Linked DNA regions of Homo sapiens: region 2 is linked to region 1. Evidence: read pairs that join two places in POLR2A ChIA-PET (ENCODE). Cell type or tissue: PC-9. All regions are shown on one strand. Links, peaks and the distances in the headings refer to the core of each region. The heading gives the core; the rest is flanking DNA. Region 1 has its middle 27 kb from the start of LINC02069. Region 2 has its middle 25 kb from the start of MAGEF1.

Region 1 (11,826 bases), core at 1-8,000:
GCCAATCAGTAGGCCTCCTAGGCACCACAGGCCATTCATCCAAATACATTTGCATTTAATCTCCTCTCCCAGGGAGAATAAATACAGAGGAAAGAATTGGAGGCCCAAAGGAATCAACTGCAAACTCCAGGAATAGACTCCAGGTTTGCCTGTCATTGGGGGCAGGGCTATCTTACAGCTTCCCTCAACCATCCCTGGAGAGGTCACTCTTTTGTTTTTTTTAGACGGTGTCTCGCTCTGTCTCCCAGGCTGGAGTGCAATGGCATGATCTTGACTCACTGCAACCTCCGCCTCCCGGGCTCAAGCCATTCTCGTGCCTCAGCCTCCAGGGTAGCTGGGACTGCAGGCGCTCACCACCACACCTGGCTGATTTTTGTATTTTTAGTAGAGACAGGGTTTCACCAATGTTGGCCAGGCTGGTCTCGAACTCCTGACCTCAAGTGATCCACCCGCCTTGGACTCCCAAAGTGCTGGGATTATAGGCATGAGCCACCACGCCCAGCTGAGAGGGTCACTCTTTTTATCTCTTCATGAGATACTGTCCTGCCTCCTCTGCCAAGGGAGCTGGACCTGTGACCCTGGGACTAGGGCAATGAAGGGGCCTTCTGGGGAGCTGCTGACTTACAGGACAGTCAAGTGAGATCCAGTCCAGGCCACCACCGGCCTGTGGAAAGCACACAGGCCTGGAGTCAGAATACTTGTGTTCAACTTCCACTTCCTAGCTGAGCGAATGGGCAAGTCACTTGACCTCCCTGAACCTCAGTGTCCTCAACTGTAAAATGGAGGTAAAGATAGTTTCCTCCTCACCAGGCTGGCATGCAGTCATGTGATAGAGGAGAGAGTGTCCCCTAAACAGTTCAGCTTTCAAACATGCATTCTCCTTAATGAGACAGGACGAACCCCGGGAGTTTCAGATCAGGAAGCAGCCCCCCTCTGCTCTTGCTCACACTTTGTGCCTAATCTGCTGTGGACCGAAAAGTGCTGGGCTTATAAATATTTGTTCCTTATGGCCAGACTTTCATGAGTTTTATCAGCCTAGCTGATAAGATAATCCTGGCCTGTTGGGTGAGCTCTGGCACCTGGTCTTCTGCATCGCAGGTGACCTCTCAGACCTAATTTTTTAATACCTAGCAAGTCAATACAGAGGCTCTCAACTTACAGGCTGGAGAGGAGGGGCATCTGAGGGGGCCTCCGAAATTAATTCTCTTTGTTTCTGGATCTGATGTCTAGAGTTGACCGGAGACTCCGAGTTAACACCTTTCATGCCAGATGGTGACTGGGTCTCCACTGGCTCCACTGAGCTCAGAACCAAAATGGTTTTGAAAAGACTTGAATTGAGCACACTTCTCCTTTAATTAAGTGCGAAATCTCCATATCTATTTCAGCCTTTGAAAACCAAAACCCAGGAAGGCAGGTTCCCCGGGCAGAGAGAAGAGGTGTGCAGAATTAATATTCCATCTCGACTTTTCCTGTGTAACTTAATAAGTTGCCTAAGCTTATCAGGGACCCTGGCTGCATTTAGCCACGGGGCCGGCCTGGATCACACGAGGCCGCGTCACCTTCCCAGTTGACAAAGCTCACATTAGCACGGTTGACCAGCCAGAAGGGCCACGAGGCAATGCAAAGCGAGCCAGGGTTAAGGTGAAAAGCTGGGACCCGTCTCACCTTGATGAGTAGCACGTTACCATTTGGTAACATGTCCCTTCTCTCTCAGATGTTTTCGCTGGATCCTCCCAGAGTGCCCCCCACCCACCCTCCATGCAGCCTGAACTGTACCTGCTTTCCTGGGTGCTGACTTTGGGGCCTCCGATTGGCCCCAACTGCCTTCCACTTCTCCCAGGCTCATTTTTTCTAGAACTATTCTGGGACTGCCCCAGCTCTGTACGTCCAAGAGGACAGGCAAGCGCCTGGACTAGCTCCATCCTGACCGGCAGCAGCCTCTCCCCCAACTTCAGCCCCTCCTCTGCATCCAGAGGCCAAGCCCAGGCTTGCTTCTCTCTGGAGCTGCAGGCTCTCAAGGACTCTTGTTTCCCAAAAGGAAAGGTCCCATAGAAAATCAGAGGATCCTTGCAAGGGAATCCTTAGAACCAGTGTGGGAAAGGCTCCCCTGGGCATTCACCTCTTTCGGAACATCCGCTGAGCTGAGGATTCTCTCCAGAAGAGGCACCTGGTCAGGGGAGGGGAGGAAATACCAAAATGGAATTTTCCCCATAATAACAGAATTCTAGAGCCAGAAGAGATTTCAGACACCAACTAATCCAATCCTGCTTTTTAACAGACGGATAGACGGAGGTTCCAGGAGGGAGAATGGTCTTTCTAACAAGTTCTAATAACTAAGGCAGGACAAGTGGGGCTTTAGCTCAGGACATGAAAAAAATACAGAGAGAAGAATGAGAGAAAGATGAGAGAGATGCAGAACCCCTCTGTTACAGGAGTTGGCCCACATGCTCGAATCACAGAGAAAGTGGGACGTCTTGGTCCTCTGCGACATGCCCCCTGCTCTAGGACACCTCTGTGGTCTTGGTAGAGTGTCTGTCCCTTTGAACGCCCGAACAGGCACCATCCGTGTGCTCCTGCCAGCGAGGGGTGATGTGTCCCGCTAGAGGGGTCAGAGGCAAGGGCTCTGGGGTCCGGCAGACTTGGGTCAAATCTTGGCTCCGCTACTCGGTTGTGTCTGTGAGACTCAACCAAGTTATTGAATATTCTTTGTGCCTCGGTTTCACCATTTTAAGGATGGGGATAATAGAAATCACTTCATATGGTCCATAAATGCAATAATGTGTGTAACATGCCTGACATATATTACACCTGAACATAAGCTCCACGAAGGCAGACACTTTATTTCCTGCCATTTCCTCAGCATCTAGAACATGCTGTATATATAGAATGAATGGATGCAGCATATGTTCATCAATTATTTTCCTTAATGGTTATTGTTATCATTATCATTATTACTGCCCAGAATATCTTTTTCTTTCTGTCTTTTTTCTTTCTTTTTCTTTTTCCTTCTTTCTCTTTTTCTTTTCTTCCTTTCTTCTTTCTTTCTTTTCTTTCCTTCTTTCTTTCCTTCTTTCTCTTTCCTTCTTTTTCCTTTCTGCCCTCCTTCTTCTTTCTTTCTCTCCCTCTCCTTATTTTTTCTTTCTTTCTCTCTTCCTTTTTCTTTATTCCTTTCTCTCTCTCTCTCTCTCTTTCTTTCCTTTTTCTTTTTCTTTTCTTTTTTTTTTTTTTGAGACAGGGTCTCTCTGTGTTGCCCAGGCTGGAGTGTAGTGGCATGATCACACAGCTCACTGCAGCCTCAATCTCCTGGATTCAAGCAATCCTCCTGCCTCAGCCTCCCAAATAGCAGGGAACACAGGCACATGCTACCATGTCCAGCTAATTTTTTTATTTTTTGTAGAGATAGGGATCTCATTTTGTTGCCCAGGCTGGTCTTAAACTCCTGGGCTCAAGCTGTCCTCCCGCCTCAGCCTGCCAAAGTGCTGGGACTACAGGCATGAGCCACTGCTCCTGGCCCCAGCGTATTTTCTGGTTCTACTTCATCCACCTTTTCTTTCTTACCCTGGACTCCTTTCTGTTGAAGCCAATTTTGCTCACACAGTACTTACTACTTGCATCAGTGTGTGCATGTGCACCCCAGCAGCCACACATATTCACACCTGCGCATCCCTAAGCTGCTGTTTCTGACTCTCAACTTGTCTCTTCTCACCTGCAGGGGGAGAGGGAGAACCATGAGGCTGAGTCCCAGCCCTTGCTTTCCTACCCAGCCCCTTTTCCATCCAGTGTTCATATTGCTGCCGCTTCATGTACTTTACACTCCTGGCTACCCTTCTCTAGCATGCTTTGTGCTGCCTAATAAGTCGAGGGTGGTTAGAAAAAAAATCCCACCACTGTTTCTTCCTTTCCAAAGAAGGCTGTCCACTTACTTCTGTTTTGACTGATTCAAAACTGACTGATGTAATTCCCTTCTGCTTTGACAAATGGGGACCTCAGCAAAGAAGGAAATAGAGCCAGAGTGAAAAGAGAAGGGGTCAGGGGCTTTCTGGAGATTTATGAAGTTCCCATTCGAGCACAGGCAGCTGGACAGCTCTCCTCCTTGTGCAGGCCTTGAGTTTCAGAAAAACACAAGACTCTGAGACGCGCCTTCACTTGAGTCATTTGGGTGGAGTTGGTGTGTTTATCTGTGCTATCTTCCCATTTTCCTCTCCTTCTAGAGTTGAGAACAGTGAGTGGTGAGCGGCAATGTCTGCTTTCTTCTATTCTTGGGGTCCAGGACACTGGGGCAAGATGTAGAGAGATCATCCTTCAGTTCTCAAATCCCATTCTAACCCCCTTTCCCCACCCCCGGGTTTAGAGTTTTAATTTACTCTGTATTAATGACAATCTGGAGGGGAAAATGTGTAGGAAATTGATAGACTAGATCAGCCATGGTGGCTCAAGCCTGTAATCCCAGCACTTTGAGAGGCTGAGGCGGGTGGATCACCTGAGGTCAGAAGTTTGAGACCAACCTGGCCAACATGGTGAAACCCCATCTCTACTAAAAATACAAAATTAGCCGGGAGTGGTGGCACGTGCCTATAGTCCCAGCTACTCGGGAGGCTGAGGCAGAAGAATCACTTGAACCTGGGAGGCAGAGTTACAGTGAGCCGAGATCGTGCCATTGCACTCCAGCCTGGGCGACAAGAGCAAAACTTTGTCTTGAAAAAAAAAAAAAAGAAATTGATAGACTAGATTGTAATACAGCATGAATAACTCAACCATGCAAATTAACACAGGCTCACAAGCCTAGGCCTGAAAGAATCAGACCACTTATTTGCTTCTATTATTAAATAAGAATTTGCTTAATAATAGAAAATAATAATAATTTAAAATAAGGCCTATGGCCTTGTAACACCAGTGGTCTGCCAGAGACTGGATTGGTGTGACCTGAAGATACACTGTAAAGTGAAATATTCAATCAGACAAACCTTAGGAGTTTGCTTGTGTGCCTCCTTAACGTACACAGCCAAAAAACAGATTCTATTCACTTTCTCTTTTTTTTGAGACCAAGTGTCACTCTGCCACCTAGGCTGGAGTGTAGTGGCGCAATCTCCCCTCACTGCAACCTCCGCCTCCCAGGTTCAAGCAATTCTCCTGCCTCAGCCTCTAGAGTAGCTGGGATTATAAGCATGCACAGCCACGCCCAGCTAATTTTTATATTTTTAGTAGAGACGGGGTTTCACCATGTTGGCCAGGCTGATCTTGAACTCCTGACCTCAGGTGATCCAACCGCCTCAGCTTCCCAAAGGGCTGGGATTACAGGCATGAACCACCGCACCCGGCCTCATCTTCTTTTTAAATACTTCACTGAAAAAAGGTCTCAGTGTACTAAATTAATGGAAATGTTGGCTCTGTGCAGATAAGTGGTTTCCATCCTTTGGAGGCTGGCCTCCTTCTGTTTGTCTGAGCTCAGGTCTCAATGGGCATGGTGCCTGATGCCGAGTTAAGTGTCCAGCAGCCCCTGCCCCAGCCAAGCAGGGAGGCCGGGTGAGGTGGTCCCCCTAGTGGGGCACCAATGGGCTAAGGTAGGTGGCAGGAATGTCTCTTACCATGATCACAGGCCCTTTGAAGGGAGGGAAGAACCTACTGAGTTGAGAGTAGGTGTGTGCATCGAGTTCAGCAAATCGACAAAGCAGGTTCCAGTGCATTACTGGAGTAGGAGAATCTGAAGTTGCATCAAGGCCAGAGTGTGGAGCCAGGGAGTCATACAGCTGAGGACATTCTCCCCTGGCCTGGCCCTTATGCCCTAGACGCATGCCCTGCCTGTGGCCAGAAGAGCTGCGCACAAGGCACTGCCTGCTCATCCGTTCAGTGTCCATGGCTCTGTTCTGCCCCAGATACGGGCTCCCTCTTGGCCCCAGGCGCTCTCCAGTACATCCTTCCTGGCTTGTCCTACCTAGACTTGGGCACTGGTTCTATCTCTGCTTCATGACTGTCTTGGAAATCCCATTAGTCTCAGCCATCAAGAATTGCCCCTCTCCCCAGGTGCCAAAACCTACCTTGGTCCCTGCAGCTGCACCTGACTCAGGGGCCTGGAACACCATAGCATTCCAGACTCCTGGCCTGGGGGGTGGAATGGGGAGGTGGCGTGAAGAAGGGGTGGGAACTAGAAAATAAGAGACTGGGTTGAAGTGGACAAGGAGGAGAACAATTTGCGTGGGTATTACAAAGACAGCTAAAAATATTCTCCCTGGGTGCTCGGGGTGGGGAGTGGGCTGAGTGCTTTACAGGCCCCGCGGTAGCAAGATTGCAACATTCAATTCATTTCCAGTACCCCTGGGGATAAACTGAGAACCCCTGCTGTCAACCCCAATGATGTGGCCTCAGCCTGATTCTTTGGCTTTCAGGTATGACCTCTAAGGAATGACAGAAGGGTTGTTTAAGTGGAGAAAAATGTTTTCAAACTCCAAGCAGTGTGCTAAAGCACTTTTTTTGTCCATTCTACTTTTGCTCCAAGAATGTCTTCTTTTTTACTTCTGGAGGTCTTGATGCTGACAGCAAGCACCTGGCTTTTTCTGATCTGAAAGTCCTGTTTGTCGCCTCACAATGGGCCTTGCTTCTATTTTATGATATCCTCTATTTCACACCCTCAACACTTGTCAGCAGAGGATATAGGAAACAATCAGCTCTATGAACTGGGCGCTATCAGTATTTGCCTTCCGGCCTCGTCATGGGTCACAGGCTCTGACGCAGGCATGATGCCATGGGAGACTTTACCTGGTTACCCAGCCGCTCACACCCCCAGAGGTGCACAGCGCTCGTCGTCACTCAGATCCATCCAAACAGAAATCTTTCCTTCAGAGTCACTCTCGCTTGGCCTCATCTTCCTCCATAAACCCAACCTCGGAAAATTTTCCTATCCAGCTTTAAAAACAATTAGTGACTACCTGAATGGGAACACAGGTGGCATATTTATCAAAATTTCAGATGATACAAAATCAAGTAGGAAATCATAAAATAGGGTAACAGAATAAGGTTCCATGTCCGCCTTGATAGGTTACAACAAGGAACTGAATTTAACAAGATGAAATTTATCAGCAGTAAATGTGAAGTCCCACCCTTGGGCTTAAAAAACAAACAAAAAAACCCAGCACAGCTGTACAAATTCAGAATTTGGAAAAAGAAGCTAAAAGTGCTACACATTGATTGCAAACTCATTGTGAGTCAAGAGTCAAAAAACCTAAGGCAAGTTTAGGCTGCATCATTGGAAATGTAGAATATGAACAAGGGAGATAAGGGAGGTGATGATCCTGCACTCAGCATTGCAGGACCACACCTGATGTGCCGTGTTTCATTCCTATATCACTCTATTTTTTTATTTTTTGGAGACAGAGTCTCGCTCTGTCGCCCAGGGTGGAGTGCAGTGGCACGATCTCAGCTCAGTGCAACCTCCGCCTCCCGGGTTCAAGCAATTCTCCTGCCTCAGCCTCCCGAGTAGCTGGGACTACAGGCGCACACCGCCACGCCCGGCTAATTTTTTGTATTTTATTAGAGACGGGGTTTCACTGTGTTGCCCAGGCTGTTCTTGAACTCCTGAACTCAGGCAATCCACCTGCCTTGGCCTCCCAAAGTGCTAGGATTACAGGCGTGAGCCACCGCACCCGGCCCCTACATCGCTTTAAAATGAACACTGATGAGCTCTGGTGCTTCAGAGAGAGGTGGAAACAGGGAGATGGAGAATCTGAGAATCTGGAAATTAAAAAAACAAATGAAGACCATGGCCATGAAAGAACTAAGGAAGTTTAAGCCAGAAGAGAAAAAAAGATTTAAGGGAGACATGAAAGCTATTTTTCAGGCCAGTCACAGTTGCTCATGCCTATAATCCCAACACTCTGGGAGGCTGAGGCAGGTGGATCACTTGAGGTCAGGAGTTCCAGACCAGCCTGGCCAACATGGTGAAACTCCGTCTCTACTAAAAATACAAAAATTAGCTGGGCGTGGTGGTGAGCACCTGTAGTCCCAGCTACTCGGGAGGCTGAGGCAGGAGAAACACTTGGACCCGGGAGGCAGAGGTTGCAGTAAGCCAAGATCACACCACTGTACTCCAGCTTGGGTGACAGAGAGAGACTCCGTCTGAAAAAAAAAAAATTATTTTTCAGCACTTTATGGACTGCCCTATACAAAAGGGATAAGGCTTCCCCTGCCCTGCTGCCCACCCAATTCTGGAAGACAAAGCTGGTCCATTTAAGTTAAAGGGAGCTAAATTTCAGTCCAGCTGGAGAAAGAAAAGAGCTTTCTTTCTCTTTCTTTCTTTCTTTCTTTCTTTCTTGCTTGCTTGCTTGCTTGCTTGCTTTTTGACAGAGTCTCGCTCTGTCACCAGGCTGGAGTGCAGTGGCATGATCTTGGCTCACTGCAACCTCTGCCTCCCAGGTTCAAGCAATTCTCCTGTCTCAGCCTCCTGAGTAGCTGGGACTACAGACAGCACGCCACCATGCCCAGCTAATTTTTGTATTTTTAGTAGAGACAGGGTTTCACCATGTTGGCCAGGATGGTCTCGATCTCTTGACCTCGTGATCAGCCCACCTCGGCCTCCCAAAGTGCTGGGATTACAGGCTTGAGCCACTGCGCCCGGCCAAGAGCTTTCTTTTCTAACAGTGAGAACAGCCCGAAGTTGGGATGGTCTGCTGGATTAGGTAATGAGCTCCCTGACACTAGAGATATTCAGCCAAAAGCTGAAGGATCACGTATCAGGGATGCTGCAGAGAGTATTCTTGTATTCGTCAGAGGATTAGATCTGATGACCTTCAAGGACGCTTTCATCTCAGAGATGCTCTGATTCTGGGGGAACTCTATTATAATTTATTATACCATCCCCTACATGAGAATATCTAATTCCTTTTGGTAAAGCAATAAAGCTTGTGAATTTAGGCAATATTTCCCAGTTCTTTTCAGACTCAGTTTTGAAATTTCGGATAAAAAGCATAGACTCTAGAGACAACTGCGTCTCTAGACCTTAACTCTGTTACTTATCAGCTGTGTGACCTTGGGCAAGTCACTTAACCTCTCTGGGCCTCATTTCCTCATTTATAAAATAAGGATAAGTATAGTGCCTACTTCATTGAGACGTTATGAGTATTAAATAAATTAGTATTTGAAAAGCACTCAGAACATTGCCACCACATAGTATTATAAATGTGTTTATTACATTAAAAATCATGTAAAATAGCTTAAAACAAGTACTAGGAACAGTCTCAAATGGTTTAACAAATGGTTTAAGGAGGTCCTCCTTTACCAACTTATCACCAGCAGCTCTGGAGGTAAAATAGCCAGGAGCACAGGGGTAGCAAAAAACAAAAAAACCAAAACAAACAAAAAAAAAACAAAATCACATAGGCTCCCTATGCTCTCAGAAGGAAGAAAAAGCTTCCTGCTGTTGGTGTACGGTAACCTCCACAAAGGCCTGTGTGTTTAATGACACCAGATTATCCCTACCTCCCCCATCCCTCCTCTCCCTTCTTGGAGTTGCTGGGAGGCCAGGGGTGTGCTGCAGTGTAACAGAGCTGCGTCAGGGGAGGCTGGGGGCCAGAGCCTGTTAGATATACAGGGCCTGTTTGAGGGAGCTTAATATCCTCTTACTGGAATAACTATTGTCCCAGCTTCTCAACAAATACCAACCGTCATTAATAAAAGGACTAATAAAAGCATTTATTGCACTCAGGCACTGGTCTTGCTTTCTGTAGCTCCAGGGCCTTGGCAGAGGCAGCCGTTGAGGATGAGGGCTGGAAAAGCTGAGGCTCCCCCTGCACCCAAGAGCTCAGCCCAGGCCTCCAGCCCAGCCCATCACCCTTCCTAAGGCCAAGGGCCGCAATCGGTGAGATCTCTCGTCAAAGAAGAGCCGGGCAGTCAGACAGTGGGAGACTGGAGCATGAAGATAATGTATCATTTAGGCATCAGACTCCTGGGTCATTGTAAATAGTGACTATAGGGTGGCGAAAAAGAAAAGGTTGCTTATCATGACTTTATTTCAGGAAGCTGAAAGCACATCGTCTTGCAAGACTTTTTCCCACATTTTACAGAGGGGGAAATGAAGGTACACAGGCATTTAGGGGCACATTCAGTCATGTGATATATGGCATCCTTGCCAGAACTGACTAGACTCCAACAGTCCTTACTCCCAAAACTAGTACCACACTGATAGAAAAAGGAAGTGTGAGGCTATATCTATCTCCGCCCAGTCCCGGATTCTGTAAACGCTGTGATCATTGCCATCGCTTCTCTAAATTATTATTGTTATTATTGTAATAACTAGTGGGTAGAGTTGAGTGGGTGGTGTCAGATAATTACTAAGACCCCAAAATTAAAGTGGTTGAGTCCTTAATTTTCCACGGCTGCTCAAGATGAAAATGAAAGCTGGCCTCCAGGGGGCCCTGGGAGGAACCCTAATCTTGAGATAGAGGGAGCCCAGGTGGGGAAGGCAATGGAAGAAGAGCAGGCCCAAAAGGCCTAGGAAGCCACACTTGGAAACTCTAGATCCTGGATTACAGGACCCTGAGTGAGAGAGCACAGTCAAACCAACCTGGCTTCACGTCTTGGGTCTGCTTCTCCTTTGCTGCATGACCTTGGGAATTTACCTAGCCTCTCTGAACTTCAAGTTCCTCATCCATCAAATGAGGATAATAATCATAACTAGTCCCTAGAGCTGTTGTTGTAAGTAAGGGTTAGAGGACAGAGTGTGAGAAATCCAGAAATGTGGGCTCTTTGCTCCCTGAGCCTAGAGCTTTGTCAGTGAGGAGACCACTAACTGTGGGGCTGCAGAACTTTCCTGGCATCGGGGACATTAGGAGGCAGAGTCCTATTCTCAGGACTAGCAGTTCAGTGGGAAACAACTTTAGCCTCAGTTTCCCCCCTATTTAAGACAGGGCAACAAAATCTCTTGGGCCCTCGGCCCCTCCCTGCCCCAAGGGCTGTCAGATGGATAAAGGAGACATGGTCCTGGGAGGAAAGGTGGGCGTTAATAACAGCACCGTGGACCTCTATTATTATTGTCATTATTCTGGCTCTGTCCTGTAAGCAGCGGGGACCCAGGTGACTCACTGTCTGCCTGCAGCAGCCCAACATCGGCCTGTTGGGACTTGCCGGCCTGCCGGGATTCCTCCACCAAAGAGGCCTCTGCTTCTTTCTCAGCTCCCGATGGGAGCTGTCAGGGTCCCCATGGCTGGGTGGAAAGGGAGTGGGAGGGGGCATTTGAGACCACAGTGCACAGCTCAGAGAGGCTGGGACACCTGTGCCAACAGCTACGAGTGAGCCTAGGGCATGGAGTGGCAGGAGCTGGGGCTCCTGGAGGTTGTGGGGTTCGCACCTGGAGAGAGTACCTGATTCCTTCGGAGTGGTCCTGGGAATGGCAGGCCCCAGGGAGAGGGTGGTGAGAGACAGTGACAATTCAGGCCTGGGGCTGACCCTGGGACAGCTCTCCCAGGTGGGATGGGATGGGCAATGGGATGAGGACCAAGCCCCCTCCTCCTCCAGGGGAGCCGCTCTGGGTGGCTGGGGCCTGGCATAAGAAGCCGGTGGCATCAGCAGATGATTCTGAAACTCTGTAACCCAAATGCCTGGGTCCTAAAATCTCAGCAATTGTTGGGGGTAGAGAAAGGGAACTGGGGTGCCTCTGACAGCCACCAAGCCCCCTGCCATGCGAGCTCTCTATAAATGTGATTTGAACAGCTATGACTCACCCGCACACACCCCTGCAGTTTCGTGGTGAGGACACAGCTAATCATAGCTGTGTTTGGGGGAGGAAGAGGGATTTTGCCACAAGCTCCACAACAGTCCCTCCTTCTCCAGGATGGCAAA
Region 2 (15,652 bases), core at 3,509-11,508, 61 kb after region 1:
TGGTGAAAATGTAGGGGAAAGGTTAGAACGGGGAAAAGGATTCCAGGCAAGGGAAACAACTCCGCCAACAGTGGAAGGGTAGCCGGAGTGTGCATTGTGCCCCAGGAACAACGAGGGGACTGATTATGCTGGAGCCAAAAGTCTGGAGGAGAGGAGAGGGTGCTGTGGATGGAGAGGAGCCCCTGGGGGAAGCGGTGGAGGGAGGGAGGGAGAGCAGTGAGCTCATGGAGATGCTTGAGGAAGATGGACTGGCTGGTTGTGAAGGGGGAGGTTGGAGGCATGGAAGCCAAGTGGGAGGCCTCTGCAATAGTCCAGATGACAGCTTGACCAGGGCAATGGCAGCAGGAATGGGTGTGGGAAAGGATTGGCTGGGGGAATAACTTGAAATGGTTTGATAATGGATTAACTGTGGGAAATGAAATGGAGGAAGATGTAAGATATGACTCAGTGTTTCCAGCTGAAGCACCTGGAAGCGTGGCGGAGTCACTTGTCAGAACAGCTGGATGCCTGGGGAGATCTGGTTTGGGGGCAGGAAGGTGGATATGGCTTCAGGCACACTGAGCCTCAGTTGCTGAGTTGGACAGTCAATGGACACTTAGAAATGGGGCGGAGGAGGGACAGTGAGGCTGGGAGTAGACACTCTGAGTCACCTTTTTAGAGAACATAACCAAAATCATGGGCTTTCTCCTTGGGAGACAGTCTAGAGCAGGGAGAGCGGGAACGGGACTCACCTCTCTTCTCACTCTGCAGGAGGAAGCAAGAATGGTGGGAGTCCTAAGCGGATCACTAAACAATGCAGTTCTGCTCCCACAGTTGCCTGTTGAGGGCTGGTCCTGGGTTTACCTTCTAGATCCACTTTTACAAGTGACCTGGGGGATTCTGGGAGGGTCTCAGCAGGGAGCAGCATGGCCAAGATGTCACAGAATTGGGAAAGAAAAGCTGCAAGTTGGTGTAGGTGGGTGTCAGCAAGGGGTGGCTGAGGATTCTTTGTGTGCACTACAAACAGAACTGCAAGCGAGAGTCACGCTGCAGCTGGAGAGACTCATGACAGACCTAAGCCAAGGCTTTAACGGGCCAACTCCTAGGATTCCAGACTGAATGACCTTTTCTCTCTATTAGTGGGCCTCCTTGCTCAGAATGGAACAGGCAATGAATGCCACCTTTAGTGAGACCTGAGATATCTCTACAGCACAAGGCACATCCTGGGGGGAGGAGATTATCACCTGGGGAGAACCCACACATTTAGACCTCTCAGACACATGGGACACCCCACCCAGACACAAACACATACTTGGTATATACATGCAGAAACAGCTCCACCAACTCCATAGGAAACATGAAGAAAAAACATCGTTTGGCAACTATCATGTATCAGGTATTTTGCTTAGAGCTTTCCAAGCATTTGCATATTTAGTCTCACAACAGTTGTGAGAGAAAGAGATTATTTTCCCATTTTATGGAAAACCAAGGCTCAGAAAATATTTTGCCCAAGATCACATGCCTGGAGAATGGCAGATGTTTCCTGACCCAGGTCTGCCTGGGCACGTATGTGTTATTCTCCATTCCTCGCCTGTGTGTGCACCGTGGACTCATACACACAGCACTTACCCATCCCCTCCGGACACGAAATTCCCATCGACCTCACATTCCTCGAGTGCACGGATCTTCATTCTGTTCACAGGTGTATCCCTAGCATCTAGAACAGTGTCTGGCACATAATCCACACTCAGTAAATATCTTGTTGCTGTGTGAATGCACACACACACACACACACACACACCCTTCACATACACTTACATACACATACAATCTAGCATCTGAAAGGAGACCCCTGCTGGGAGAACCAGGCCTTCCCGGCTGCCCCCACTGGCCTACTCCTGGAAGGGAGGCCTCACACCATCAGGCCACAGCTGGTCCCCCAGTCTCCTTCCTGGAACAGGCGACCAGCTCTCTCTCTAGCCTTAGGAGGGTCCACCTCCTTCTTTTTTTAGCTCAGTGAAAACGAAGAGTTTCTCTAAAACATCTTTGCTGAGAGAGAAAGTAGAAGAAAATGAATCAAGAGACTATAAGCACTTGAGTGGGTGAGTTTACAAGATTCTTATCTTAAGCGATCCTGGCTGGGCTGCTGGAGCGATGGGCTCACGGAGACCGGGCCCTGGCTTGGATGCTCTGGCCTCATTAACTCAGAAGTGAAGGGGGTGGGCACAGCTGCTCAATCTGGGAGATCCTCTCTTCCTCCAGATCCTGCTGCCGCTCCTGCTCTCAGGCCATAGACCCTTCTGCCATTGTGGCCTTGAGCTAATTGCAATTTTATACCCTCCTTGCCATCTGCTGTGCCTTAGGCTGTAAACCAGGCAGCTCCAACCCAAACCATTCAGTTGGACTGTGTCAGTCCCCTGCTGAAAACCCCAGCAGTCTTCGTTCCTTCCTAGAGACCCAAGGCTCTGCCTGGGGTGACTCCTGCCTGGAGCCGCCTCATTCCACTCCACTCCTTCACTGGGTCTCCAGCTCCATTTGCAAAGCAGTTCTGAGTGATTTACCAGAGCCTAGGAAATAATCCAATCCTTCTCACACCCCTGCAGCCCCTGCCACCAATACACAGACACACACACACACACACACACACACACACACACACCCCAAGCCTTCCCAAGGCTCTACTCATTCAGACACCTCAGATGACTCCAGATCAGACTCTGGACCAACATGTCAATATCGCCAAGGCCTCTGGATTAAAATGTAAATTCCTGAGCTCTCCCAAGATCTGCTGAAACAATCTCTGCGGTGAGGCCCAGAAGCCAGCACTTTTAGCAAGCTGGGGAGCAGTGCTCACACTCCAAAGTCCAAGAGCACCACCCCGAATCTAATAATTCCACACACATCCCAATGCATATATAATAATAACAGCTAAAACATTTATTGAGCACTTACTATGTGCCAGGAAGTATTTTCACGTATTAACTTGTTTACCCTCACAGTGGAGTTGGGGGGCATGCTGTTATCCCTGCTTCACAGCAACTTGCCCACGTTCACACAGCCAGTTGGTGGGAAAGTCAGGAATGGAACCCAAGTCCCGTGGCTTTTGAACCTCCATACAGCCACCACACTTTTTCTAGTACACATAAGGGTACACCCATGCGGACTCCAACACCTACCACACACAGGACCCCACCCCTCAGATCTGCTCACCAAAGGGAGCCCGAAGTCCAGGGTGTTGTAAAAGGCTCCTGGTTTCTCTTTCACCCCAAGTCTGGCCTACTCGTGTCTGAGCTGAGAGCCAGCAGCCACAGCCAATGGGGCCAGGGAGTTGGTGAGCTGCGGCTCCAGGACTTTGGCAGCAGCCACAGGCCCCCAGGCCCAGCACTGCCTGCCTCAGTGAGTGTGCCCACCACAGGCCCTGACTGCCAGGGGCCCTGCACCCTGCCCGCCGGCCCCCCCTGCCCAGCGTGTCCTGGCTTCCCGAGACCTGAGCCCCCTGACAGGGCCCTCCCGGAATGCTGCAGTCAGAGAGCAGATGTGCTTGCAGCGCTCTCCAAAAACGAGTCTTCTTAGGAATCCTGCCATGGGGGAAAGGCAGGGGTTGGGGGAGGGATTGGAAAAACAACCCAAATACCATAACACAGAAAAGCAATCCAAATAAAAAGCAGCAACTGTGTGTCTGGAAGGAATAAACTGAGGAGGAGAGGCGCGGAGTTGTGCAGCGTGGCCGTGAGGCTGCCAGCCCTGGCAGCCCGCAGATGGGGGCTGGGCAGCAGCTGCCAACAGGCCACGGGGCTGCTCTGGCCAGGGGCTGGGGCACTGGTGGAGCAGAGTCTGGGCTGACTCGGGGGCATAAGGCGTGACTCGCAACCCGAAGCTTCCTCCTTCCCGGGGCTCCGGGTGCTGCCTTCGGCAGTCCCCAGTGGGCCACAGAGAGGAAGTGTGGTCTCAAAGGGGGCTTTTGGAGCCCCAGCCACCCCATGACCTATCTGGAGGGTTCTTCTCACCCTTCTCCACCTAAAGGGTCTGCTTGAGACCATGGAAAGAGCCAGAATGATGCCCCTTCACACTGGCATTCTGAGCATAGGGCAGGCGGCAGGGGTCTCACAATAAGGCAGGGGAGCCCTGACTGTAGAGGAGAGAGTGGGAACAATTTATTCTGGGGCCACAGAATGCAGAATCACAATGCTGGGGTTCCCACCCAGCCCTCTCCTGACGAGCAGGGTGACCTTAGGCAAGTCACTTACTCTTTCTGAGCCCAAATCTCCTCGATGTCAAATGGGTACAATGAAGTTTTCTCTGCTCACCTCAGGGTAGAACAAGACTGATAATGATCGTGAGAAGCATTTGGAAGCAGGAGCTGCTGTCAGCTCCCGCTGTCCTTAGAAGCTGGGTATGAGGTGCAGAGCCGGGCGTGTATCGCACCGCGATGCCTGTGTTTCTCTGAAAGAGGTGTCACTCCCATTTCACAGATGAGAACCGTAAGGCTCAGGGACGTTAAGGAACTCTGAGAGCTGGCAGATGACAGAGTTGACTCTGGAGCCCATGTCCTCTCTCCTGAGCCACATTGCTGGAGGGGAAAGTATTCTGATATTGCAGTCCAGTGGGCAGGAATGGGCAGTGTCACCACTGGTGAGCCCAGGGAAGAGGCAATGCCTAGAGCCCGGGCAGAGGAGACTGGCTGGGAAGGCTGGCAGCTGGTGGCAGGAGCCCTGTTTGGGCTCGGGCCTGGGTGAGAGGCTCAGTGGAGTGAGCTGTGCCCAGACCTGGAGGAGCCGAAGTCCCCAGTCCCCTATGAAGGCCTGGAGGCTGGCACACCAGCCGGGGTAGCCAGGAAAAGGGCAGCACCCAGGTGACAGAGGGTGTCAAGGCGCTGTGAGGAATTGTGATACAGGTCAGGGCTGAGGAACCAAGCAGGGAGCACATGATCTGCGAAGCGAGGCAGCGCAGCACCAGAGTGTTAAGAGAGGCGGGAGGAGCTGCACCGTCGATGGGGCCAACATGAAGAGAGGCCTAGGCAAGTCCCCGGGTTGGCCCAGGAATAAAATCCACAGCTGCTGCGGGGCCCTCCTCTCACATCACCTTCCTTCACTGCTCCGGGAGGAGGAGGGGGCTTCTCCAGGCCTGGGCTCGAGCACAGAAAGCAAGTCAGTGGTATGTCACAGGATGTGGAGCTGAGGAACGGGGTTTTAAGATGTACTTATGAGCTCTGTGACCTTAGAGTACACACTTACCCTCTCTGTGCTCAAGAGAGCCAAAACCTGGGCCAGGTGCAGTGGCTCACACCTGTAATCCCAGCACTTTGGGAGGCCAAGGCAGGTGGATCACCTGAGGTCAGTAGTTTGAGACCAGCCTGGCCAACATGGTGAAACCCCGTCTCTACTAAAAATACAAAAAATTAGCCAGGCATTGTGGCGTGCACCTCTGATCCCAGCTACTCGGGAGGCTGAGGCGGGAGAATCGCTTGAACTTGGGAGGCAGAGGTTGCAGTGAGCCGAGATTGCGCCATCGCACTTCAGCCTGGGTGACAGAGTGAGACTCCGTCTCAAAATAAATAAACAAAGATAAATTTTTTTAAAAAGCCAAAACCTAGACAGGAGCAAAGCCGAAGGTGCTTTCCCTCCAAGCCCCTGCCTGTTACCTCCTCCACGAAGCCTGTTTCTCTGGCAAAGTGAGTGAGCGGCTCCCTTTCCAGCGCCCTGTAGTGCCCCGCATGTCTCCCACAGGCCTTCCAGGCAGTTGTGACCGCTTCATTCTGGCAGCAGGTAGCAGAAGCGCATGTCTGTTGCCCCATCAGGGCTGTGGGCATCTTAAAGGAACCCCAGCTGGTGCCTGACAGAGGGGCTGGTAAATGCTTGAGAAATGGAGGGACTAAATGAACAGAATTTTATTGGGGAGCTTCCTAAAGGTAGTGGTTGGATCTTTAAGGAGTTGATGTTTTTGGATCATACTTTTTCTTTAAAGAAATCAAAGCTCTTTCTCGTTCCCAATGCTTGGTCTTAGCCGTACCCGTTTCTAAATGTTAGAATTCTCTTAACAATGTTTATTTATTCATTCCACAAATGTTTCTTAAGCATATACTATGCGCCAGGCTAGAAAGCAAAATCTTAGAAGACATGGCCTCTGTCCTCAAAGATGTAACTATGAAGTGGCCAGAAATGGGTGCAGACAAGCACGTGGATAATTTTAAGCTATGACCCTCTGGAGGATTCTATAGGAACCCATGAAGGAGGCTCCACCAAATCCATCCAGGAGGGACCAAGGAAAGACAAGGCTGCCACGTGTGGCTGCACAGGTCGTGCACTGCACAAGCCAGGATACCTCTTGGAGTTGTGTGATGCGGCGGTCTAGTCCTTCCAGGCCAGGAGCAACTGAAGCGCTGTTGCTGCCCCCACCCCAATGCCCAACCCCATCCATCTATCTGGTCCCAGAGCATCTTTCCCCTCTGGCTCCTCTCCTCAATAAAAATTCCTTTGTCCGACCTTCCAGAGGTTTCTTTAGAAAAACTCTCCAGTAGTTCTTGCTGTCCCCTTTCTCCTGCCAGCTCTATAAAGCAAGCTGGCTCCTCTCAGAGATTTACGTTTTTGGGGAGTGTGAGTCACGGGGAAAGAACTCTTTCCACAGCTTTCTAACCTTTGATGTGACCTCCAATACCCTGTGGCTAATACAGAGTGATCTAAATCTCACAAAGCTCATACACACAAGAGCTGCACTGCATTGGGCCGTGAAAAAGGCCTCTGGCTAGCCAGCTCCTGCCACCAGCTGGAGGAATGTTCTCCATTCCCACCTACACCAACAGCCCTCCTCCAAGATCCTTCCACTCTCCTGGCAGCTCCTGCAGGGGCAGTGGCCCAGGGCCCCAGTGGCTGGGAGAGAAGGTTTGCTAAGCCCTCCCCCGACCCCATGTCCCACCAGTCCATAGCTGGACCCAGAACCTCAGCTCCTCCAATTCTGGCAAGAAAGGCCTCAGTTGTTGAGCAAGAGAGAGAAAGACTGGAGAAACAGACATCTAAAATACAGCCTCCTTGATGAGAAGAACAGCTGGGACCAGAAAGATGCTTGTGAATTATGGGTGACATGACTGTTGAGGTCATGCCTGATGTGGACACAGGCGGCTATGGGCCTGGCTCAAACTGAACTTTCTGGAGGTTTTCCTGCAAAGCAGAACGATGTAAGTGAAATCTACTTTTTCCATAAAAATGATGGCTTTTTGAAGACCAATCCATCAGCAACAAATTTAATGAGCTAGAAATGACATGCCTGCTCTCCACACACTATACCTCTTTCTCAAGCAGGATACAGAACAAGCAAGGCAAGGTGGTAACTAATGAGATAATATCAATGAAACGCCTCGCCCAGTGCCTGGCCTATAGTAGGCGATCAATAAATGCTCACTGTTACTATAATGTTTTATTTTACTATTTGAGCAATCCCTGAGAGAGGAACTGAGTAGTGCAGAGAGAGGGGCTATAAAGTTTCCAGGAACTAGTCTGAGGGCCTGCCTGCCCGCGCGCCCGGGGAGGGGCCCGGGAGACCTCCGGCTAGGGTTTCACATCAGGAAGTTGGCTGACTGCGCAGAACGACACTTGCGCGCTACTACTGCTCATGCTGAAAATAGCACCACCACACAACCGGCCACAAAGGCAGGGGGACAGGCAGTGGCAAAACCGAAGTCATGGCCGGCTTCAGGATACTCAGTCTGGGATGGATGCCCTTTCCTTCCTCCCTCCCCTCCTCCCCATTCCCCATAGCAATCTGGAAGTCAGAGGGACTCAAAGCATGTCTTTGTCACTGGGTTTGGGCCCCACAGGCTGTGGGGTCCTGGGCCACCACACCCTCCCAGGGCAGGGAAATGGAGCCTGGGCTGGCTGCCAGCAACCTTCTCCTGGTCTCCGCAAACCCGCCCCATCCATCCCTCCCGTTCTAGGAAGTAGGCCACATGGACATTTGACCCAGACTCAAGTCAGGAGAGGGAGTTCCTTTCCTGCCCCTCTGAACACTGCGGGGGTCTTGCACCCTGGAAAGCCTTTTCAGAGGTTTCTCTTCTCCCATGGCCGGGATGCATCAGAAGGGACACAACAGCAGGAACCTTGGTTCTCTTTCCCGAGGGTTGAGGCTGGGTTGTGGGAAGGACTAGGTCATATTCTGCTGGGCAGCCACCTAAGAGGCCCCAGATGTGGCACCAGCTAATCCTCCGTACTCTCAAAACACCACCTTTGACATTGAGGCATCTGCCTTCTCAGCCTGTTAATCTCTTACCCAATACCCGGGGAAGATTACCCACTACGAGTGCAGTGGCGCGATCTCAGCTCACTGCAGCCTCCGCTTCCTGGGTTCAAGCAATTCTCCTTCCTCAGCCTCCTGAGTAGCTGGGATTACAGGTGCCCACCACCAGGCCAGGCTAATTTTTTTTGTATTTTTCGTAGAGATGGGTTTTCGCCATCTTGGGCAGGCTGGTCTCGAACTCCCGACCTCAGGTGATCTGCCTGCCTCAGCCTCCCAAAGTGCTGAGATTACAGGGGTGAGCCACTGCACCCGGCCTCTTTTTTTTTTTTTTTTTTTTTTTTTTTGAGATGGAGTCTCACTCTGTTGCCCAGGCTGGAGTGCAGTGGTGCGATCTCAGCTCACTGCAGCCTCCACCTCCCGGGTTCAAGTGATTCTCCTGCCTCAGCCTCCCAAGTAGCTGGGATTACAGGTAGTCCCACCATGCCTGGCTGGTTTTGTATTTTCAATAGAGACAGGGTTTCACCATGTTGGGCAGGCTGGTCTCTAACTCCTGACCTCAGGTGATCTGCCTGCCTCAGCCTCCCAAAGTGCTGGGATTACAGGCGTGAGCCACTGAGCCCAGCCTCCCCTACCACCAGTCTTGTTTCCCCACCTCCCTTTTAGTGAATTGCTCCCTTTCTCTACTGAACGGAGAACCAAAAGGACTTCCTTTGGGCATGTGCAGGGGCTCCAGACACAGGGAGAAGCCCCAGGAGGCTTCCTAGAGTTCATGTTTACTACACTTATGTTTAAATTCCAGGATTTGTGGTCAGGAGACATTGTTTTATCACTTACCTCTCATCATCATCGTCATTTACCCTTTAGAACCTCTGTGGCCTCATTTGTGAAATGGAGATAATAACGTCACCCACAAGGTTGTTGTAGAGAGGAGTAGATGAGGTACGAGAAAGTACTTTCCAAACTGAGGGGCCACATAATACTTATGATTATTATATTGCTGTGAGTTTATAAAAGCAGCCACTGTCCCTCAGAAATACCTCCAACGCTTGTGTATGTTGTTCAGGGAAACACTCCCAGAGCCTTCTAGACTGGAGACTGGAGTCTGTCCCCTAACTCTGAGATCCTATGGTGGGGCGTGGCCGGGGCTGGAAGGTGGGGAGGGGGCAAGGTCAGCCCCCTCACTGTCCTCATTCAACCTCCAGCAAGGACAGTGATTATAACCCCCTAAGAAACAGCGACATTCTCTCCCCAGGAAGAATGCACTTCTGAGGGATTACCTCACCCCTTCAGAGCCAAAGAGACACAAAGAAATGGCTAAATAGCCAGCCTGAAGTCACATGGCTTTCCCAGCCCCAGCCCCCCACACTCAGCCGTGAGAGCAGAGCATTAAAAGAGGCCAATCCCTAAAGTCAAGTCCAGGGTCCTCCCCCAGCCCCAAGAGCCTGGCTTAGGAGGGGCCAGGAAGACAGAGGCACCAATAACAGCTATTGTGTGTCGAGGCTGTTCAAGGTGCTTTATGTCCATTTTCTCTCCCTTGACCCAAATCACAGCCCTGTGAGACAGGAGTCATTATGTCATTTTCCAGATGAGGCTCTGACTGCATTTAATTTTCCTGAGGTTGTTCATTTAGTAAGTGGCAAAACTGGATGAGATTTGAACCAGGGTCTGATTGGGTCCAAAGCTCATGACCACTCCACCCACTGCCTGCTTTATCTGGGGACCAACCTAAAATGCCAGGGTGGGCAAGGCTATCTTCTGGGTGGGGCCTCCCACCACGCCGGGAAGAGGAGAGAGCCTCAGAGAAAAGGGAAAGTTGTTGACTCTCAGTGACCACAGTTCTGGACACCTATCAGCCCTGCAGGCACCAAAGACCATAGGGCTGCCTTTGCACCCGGCTGGGAAAAGGGTCAAGGTTGGCTTGCTCCAGAGCTGGGCTCTGAACCCAGGGGAGGCACTAGGAGCCCCATTAGGGGAAAGTACACCTGCTGCAGTGGTCTCCCACTTCCCCTCCTGCTCCCTGCAGAATGACAGGGACCTGTCCATGGGACCGAAAGGACCCTGTTCCTGGAGCACAGTTGGAGTGAGGATACAGCCCTTCTGTCTTCCACTGCCAGACTGGGTGTGGGAAAATCTGACCGAGTCACCACCCCAGAGCAGGGCCTGGTGGCCTTTCCAGCGGGCTCACAGAGCCTCCCACCTCTGTTCCTGTCCTCTTCTAGGAAGGTGTGGAGGAGACAGAAGATGAAGGAGTGCGGGTCAGATTCGATGGTTTTTGTTGGGATGGATTACCCCCAAAGGAATTTTTCTTTCCCTTTATTTAAGTCCTATAGACACATTACAGAAAATTTGGCAAATAAAAGAAATAGAATTACGTGTGATTTCACCATCATATCACAACTGCTGGGAACATTCTCATGTATTCCTCCCCCGCTCTCCTACCTCTTTATTTTCCTTTTTTTAGTGTTTAGTAATGGTGATTATGCTACTTTTAGAATGTGGATCGGATGCTGCCCCCACTTCGCGGCCATCATCCTTGTCTTTCCGTGCCACTGTGCGGTTTGCCCGTCCTCCTTCTGAATGGCTGCAGGTGAGTCCATCATGTGGGTGGAGGCACCTCTGACTTAAGAACATTTGTATTTGAAGTCTTACAAAAGTAGAAAAACTGAATCCCGTTTAGTCAAGCCTTTAACACACCACCTATTTTGAAAACAAAGCAATTACATGGACTCAGAGCTGGTCCAAAAAATCCAGGCAGCCCTTGGTGGTGGCAGATTGGGGAGGGGACCTGCAGGTGGTGGAGGCACTAGTAGGGTAGGGTTAGGGCACCTGCCACCCACCCAGGAGCCACCAGAGTCAGGTCTCTTGCCTTCTTGACCATGAAGGACCTGTGCTCTCAATAGTGTTCCTGGGTCAGAGAGTTGCTAAGAGAGACTGAGTGTGGGAGAATGATACATTAGAATCCAAGGAGCCTCTCTCATTCGCCCACTGTCCTTTTCAGAGCTGTCCTGTCCTTGTTAGAGGCCTGCCTGCGGAGGGCAGCCCTGAAACTCCCCTGGCTCTGAAACTGCTCGGCGCACAGCAGAGCGCAGCACAGACCCGAATCCTTATGGGCCCCGAGGCTAGCTCTCCAGCCTCTCAGCCTGCTTTTGGATACTCTCAAACAGGTACTCTGGGATGGAGGTGGCGGCACACCTGTAATCCCAGCACTTTGGGAGGCCAGGGCGGGTGGATCACCTGAGGTCAGGAGTTCGAGACCAGCCTGAGCAACATGGAGAAACCCCCGTCTCTCCTAAAAATACAAAATTAGCTGGGCATGGTGGTGCATGCCTGTAATCCCAGCTACTCAGGAGGCTGAAGCAGGAGAATGGCTCAAACCCAGGAGGCGGAGGTTGTGGTGAGCTGAGATCGTGCCATTGCACTCCAGCCTAGGCAACAAGAGCGAAACTCTGTCTCAAAAAAAAAAAAACAAAACAAAAATTAGTTGGGTGTGATGGTGCCCACCTGTAATCTCAGCTACTCGGGAGGCTGAGGCAGGAGAATAGCTTGAAGCCAGGAGGTGGAGGTTGCAGTGAGCCGAGATCATGCTACTGCACTCCAGCCTGTATGCTGTACGCCCAACCTGGGCAACAGAGCGAAACTCCATCTCAAAACAAACAAACAAACAAACAAAAAACAACTCAGGTACTCTGAGGTTTAGTCAGTATTTATCAAGGGGCTGCTGAATGCCTCATTTGAGAACTGTTGCAAACAGGAAGAAAGCACCCTACCCCTGGACGTGTAGATTCTTGTGACTGAATCACTGAAAGCAAAGGCAGCATAGTCTAGGGAGCAATGGCTGGAGTCAGGCTTGCCGGGGGGTTGAGTGCTTCCTCCTGGCTCCCCTCCACTGATTTAACAAGTAAGTTACTTTAACCTTTCTAAGCCTCAGCTTCTTCATCTGCAGAATGGGGTTAATCTAATTTACCTCGCCGAGTTGTGATAAGGATTAAAGATACTATACGTAAAGTGCCAGATGTTCAGGAAAGGTGTCCAGGTAGGCATTCAGGAAAGTTGGTTATCATTAAAGTAGCACAAAACACATGTAAAATGCTAAAGGGACAGCATATAAAGCACAGGGTCAGAGCATTGAGGGGTGAAGGAGCAACTGGTTCTTCTGGCGCAGGAATTCTCAACCCTTGCTATGCATTAGATTACCTGGAGCCCTTTAAACTATGCTGATGCCCAGGTCCCAACCTGACCAATTAAACTCACCCTGACTCCGATTAAGAATGGAGTCCGGCTGGGCGCAGTGGCTCACGCCTGTAATCCCTTCGGGAGGCCAAGGCGGGCGCATCACCTGAGGTCGGGAGTTCGAGACAAGCCTGACCAACATGGAGAAACCATGTCTCTACTAAAAATACACAATTAGCCAGGCATAGTGGTGCATGCCTGTAATCCTGACTACTCAGAAGACTGAGGCAGGAGAATTGCTTGAACCCAGGAGGTGGAGGTTGCAGTGAGCCAAGATCACGCCATTGCACTACAGCCTGCGCAACATGAGCAAAACTTTGTCTCAAAAAAAAAAAAAAAAGAGTCCACTCACGCCTGTAATCCCAGCACTTTGGGAGGCCGAGACGAGTGGATCACCTTAAGTCAGGAGTTCAAGACCAGCCTGACCAATATGGTGAAACCCCATCTTTCTAAAAATACAAAAATTAGCTGGGCATGGTGGTGTGCACCTGTAGTCCCAGCTATTTGGGAGGCTGAGACAGGAGAATTGCTTGAACCCTGGAGGTGGAGGTTGCAGTGAGCTGAGATCGCACCACTACACTCCAGCCTGGGCAACAGAGACAGACTCCCTCTCAAAAAACAAACAAACAAACAGAAAAAGAATGGAGTCCAGGCCTGGGCATATATATATATATTTTGTTGTTGTTGTTGTTGTTTGTTTGTTGTGTTTTTTTGTTGTTTTTTAATAGAAAACTTCCCAGGTGATTTCTGGGTGCATCCAAGGAGAACCAGTGCTCTAAAAAGTGTTTTGAAATGTGATTTGGAAAGGACAAGGAAGGAAACCAACACGTATTGAGTTAACTGCTCTCTGCTAGTAGATTTCACAGCTGTTGGCTTATCTCTTTCTCCTAGTAATCATCTGAAGCAGGTACTTTTAATCCCATTTGGAACAAAAGGAAATAGAGGTTTGGAAAGGTTACATACCAAATAGCACCGAAAGGGAAATCTGCCCACAACCCAGCCCAGGTACTTTCACTGCATGGTGCTCCAGAGCAGGCTGGCTGGTAGACATTACTGCAAGCCAACATGGGAGCCACATGGGTAATTTCACACATTCTAGTAGCCACATTTAAAATGTAAAAAGAAACAGGGGAAATTCATTTTAATAATATATTCTATTTAATCAAATATATCCATATTATTTTAACATGTAATCAATATAAAAATTATAAGCATTACTAATGAGATAGTTTACATTTCTTTTTTTTTTTTTTTTTTTGAGATAGAGTCTTACTCAGGCTGGAGTGCAGTGGCATGATCTTGGCTCACTGCAACCTCTGCCTCCCAGGTGTTCAAGTGATTCTCCTGCCTCAGTCTCCCGAGTAGCTGGGATCACAGGCGCCTGCCATCATGCCCAGCTAATTTTTGTATTTTTAGTAGAGATGGGGTTTCACCATGTTGGCCAGGCTGGCCTCAAACTCCTGACCTCAGGTGATCCACCCACCTTGGCCTCCCAAAGTGCTGTGATTACAGGTGTGAGCCACCGCGCCCAGCCTACATTACTTTTTTCATGCTGAATCTTCATTATCTGGGTGTATATCTTACAGCACATCTCAATTGGGATTGGCCACAAGTGCTCCATAGTCATGGGTGGTTGGTGGCTGCCATATTGGACTGTCTAAAGGGACGGGTGACCTGGAGCATCTTGAGCAGATAATAAGAGCAGGTGGTGGGGGCTGAGGACTTTCAGGCAGTAGGGAATAACCGCGGGTTCTTGAGTGAGAGAGTATCCTGGCACAGCGCTCTCACGCTGTGGAGTTTGGAGGCTGCCAAGGAGCTAGAACAAGAAGTTCAAGGACAATGAGAGATCGAAGGAGGAAACCCCAGCAGATGACCAGCCCCACAAGTAGGACTGGGAGCCTTGGCCCTTGCCCTCACCTGAGACTGGAGGAGACCCCAGACGGGGACTGTAAGTATGAATTTACCTCCATGGGGAGGTAGGCAGGTCACCTTGGCAGGCCCTGGTTGGGAGAAGGCTGTTGAGGACCCAGGGGCTGTTTTACGGTTCCTTTGGCTCCCCATTCACGGAAGCAGACTCACACCAGATCCCTCCTGCCTGCTCCCCCCACCACTCCTGCAGCCCATAAAGGGTAATGAAGCTGAAGTTAAAACAGTCACATGAAACCCACTCATTTGAAAGGGCACCTGCTTTAAAGGCCAAATTTCCTGAGCCCAGGTTTATACATTAAGCTACAGAAAGACCTAATTAATTCAGACCCCACTCACTCTGAATTTGGGATAAATTCTGCCTCGGGCTGGTCTGAAGTCTTTCCTTTTGCACTATCTATGAAGAAATGGTTTGCTAAGCAAATAAATAGTGCAGGCCAGATTACAGAGACAGGTCTGGCTTACTTAACTGTTTTTAAGAACTTTAAAAATCACTTTAGCAGCCTCATTCCCAGAAAGTTAATGAGATCATTACAGCTGGTCCTTATCTATTTATTTCAGCATTTCAGTTTTCCAAGCACCTTTATACCCATTAGTTAATGTGACCTGGGGTGGGGAATCCTGTTATTTCTCAGCTTCCAGCAACAGACTTAGTGCCTGGCACACAGTTGGTACTTAATGTTTGCTAAATGAAGGAAGTAGGCCTGGTAAACAATACTAGTCCCATCTTACAGATGAGAAAAAATGAGGCTCAGAGAAGTTAGTTATAATATATTCTGTCCTGGCCACAATGGCTTTGGGGTGTCCCTAGAGCTAGACCAGCCACATAGCTAGTTAGTGATGATATCAGAGCTTGAACCAATGCTGGTTGCGGGTTTCTCTCCACTCTATTACATGTTACCAGGGCTGCTGCTTGACAGCAGTTTATTATCTGAGTTTGAGGAACAGTCTGTTCTTAGGGACCACAACAAAAAAGTCCCATTTTTTTTTTTTTTTTTTTTTTTTTTTGAGACGGAGTCTCGCTCTGTCGCCCAGGCTGGAGTGCAGTGGCGCGATCATCTCGGCTCACTGCAAGCTCTGTCTCCCGGATTCACGTCATTCTCCTGCCTCAGCCTCCCGAGTAGCTGGGACTACAGGGGCCCGCCACCACGCCCGGCTAATTTTTTGTATTTTTTAGTAGAGATGGGGTTTCACTGTGTTAGCCAGGATGGTCTCGATCTCCTGACCTTGTGATCCGCCTTCCAGAGTGCTGGGATTACAGGTGTGAGCCACTGCGCCCGGCCCATTTTTC

What was found. Peaks named below come from ENCODE experiments on the same cell type or tissue, not always from the same donor. Only the 100,000 strongest peaks of a DNase experiment are listed, where the experiment ranks them.
Region 2: POLR2A ChIA-PET joins it to region 1 with 11 read pairs; 8 of 35 experiments call an interaction of 5 or more read pairs at or near these places.

The regions. Positions count from the first base shown.
Region 1 is chr3:184,740,616-184,752,441 of GRCh38, reverse strand. No RefSeq gene overlaps it. Among named protein-coding and RNA genes, the nearest start is that of LINC02069, 27 kb to the left of the region's middle. RefSeq lists enhancers at 5,772-6,273, 11,278-11,796. In PC-9, for the core only: CTCF peaks have their summits at 3,509 and 3,712 (motif pointing right); no DNase peak of the experiment used is centred there.
Region 2 is chr3:184,679,736-184,695,387 of GRCh38, reverse strand. No RefSeq gene overlaps it. Among named protein-coding and RNA genes, the nearest start is that of MAGEF1, 25 kb to the left of the region's middle. RefSeq lists enhancers at 4,431-4,931, 4,932-5,432. In PC-9, for the core only: no CTCF peak of the experiment used is centred there; a DNase peak (open chromatin) is centred at 6,617; H3K27me3 peaks cover 857 bases.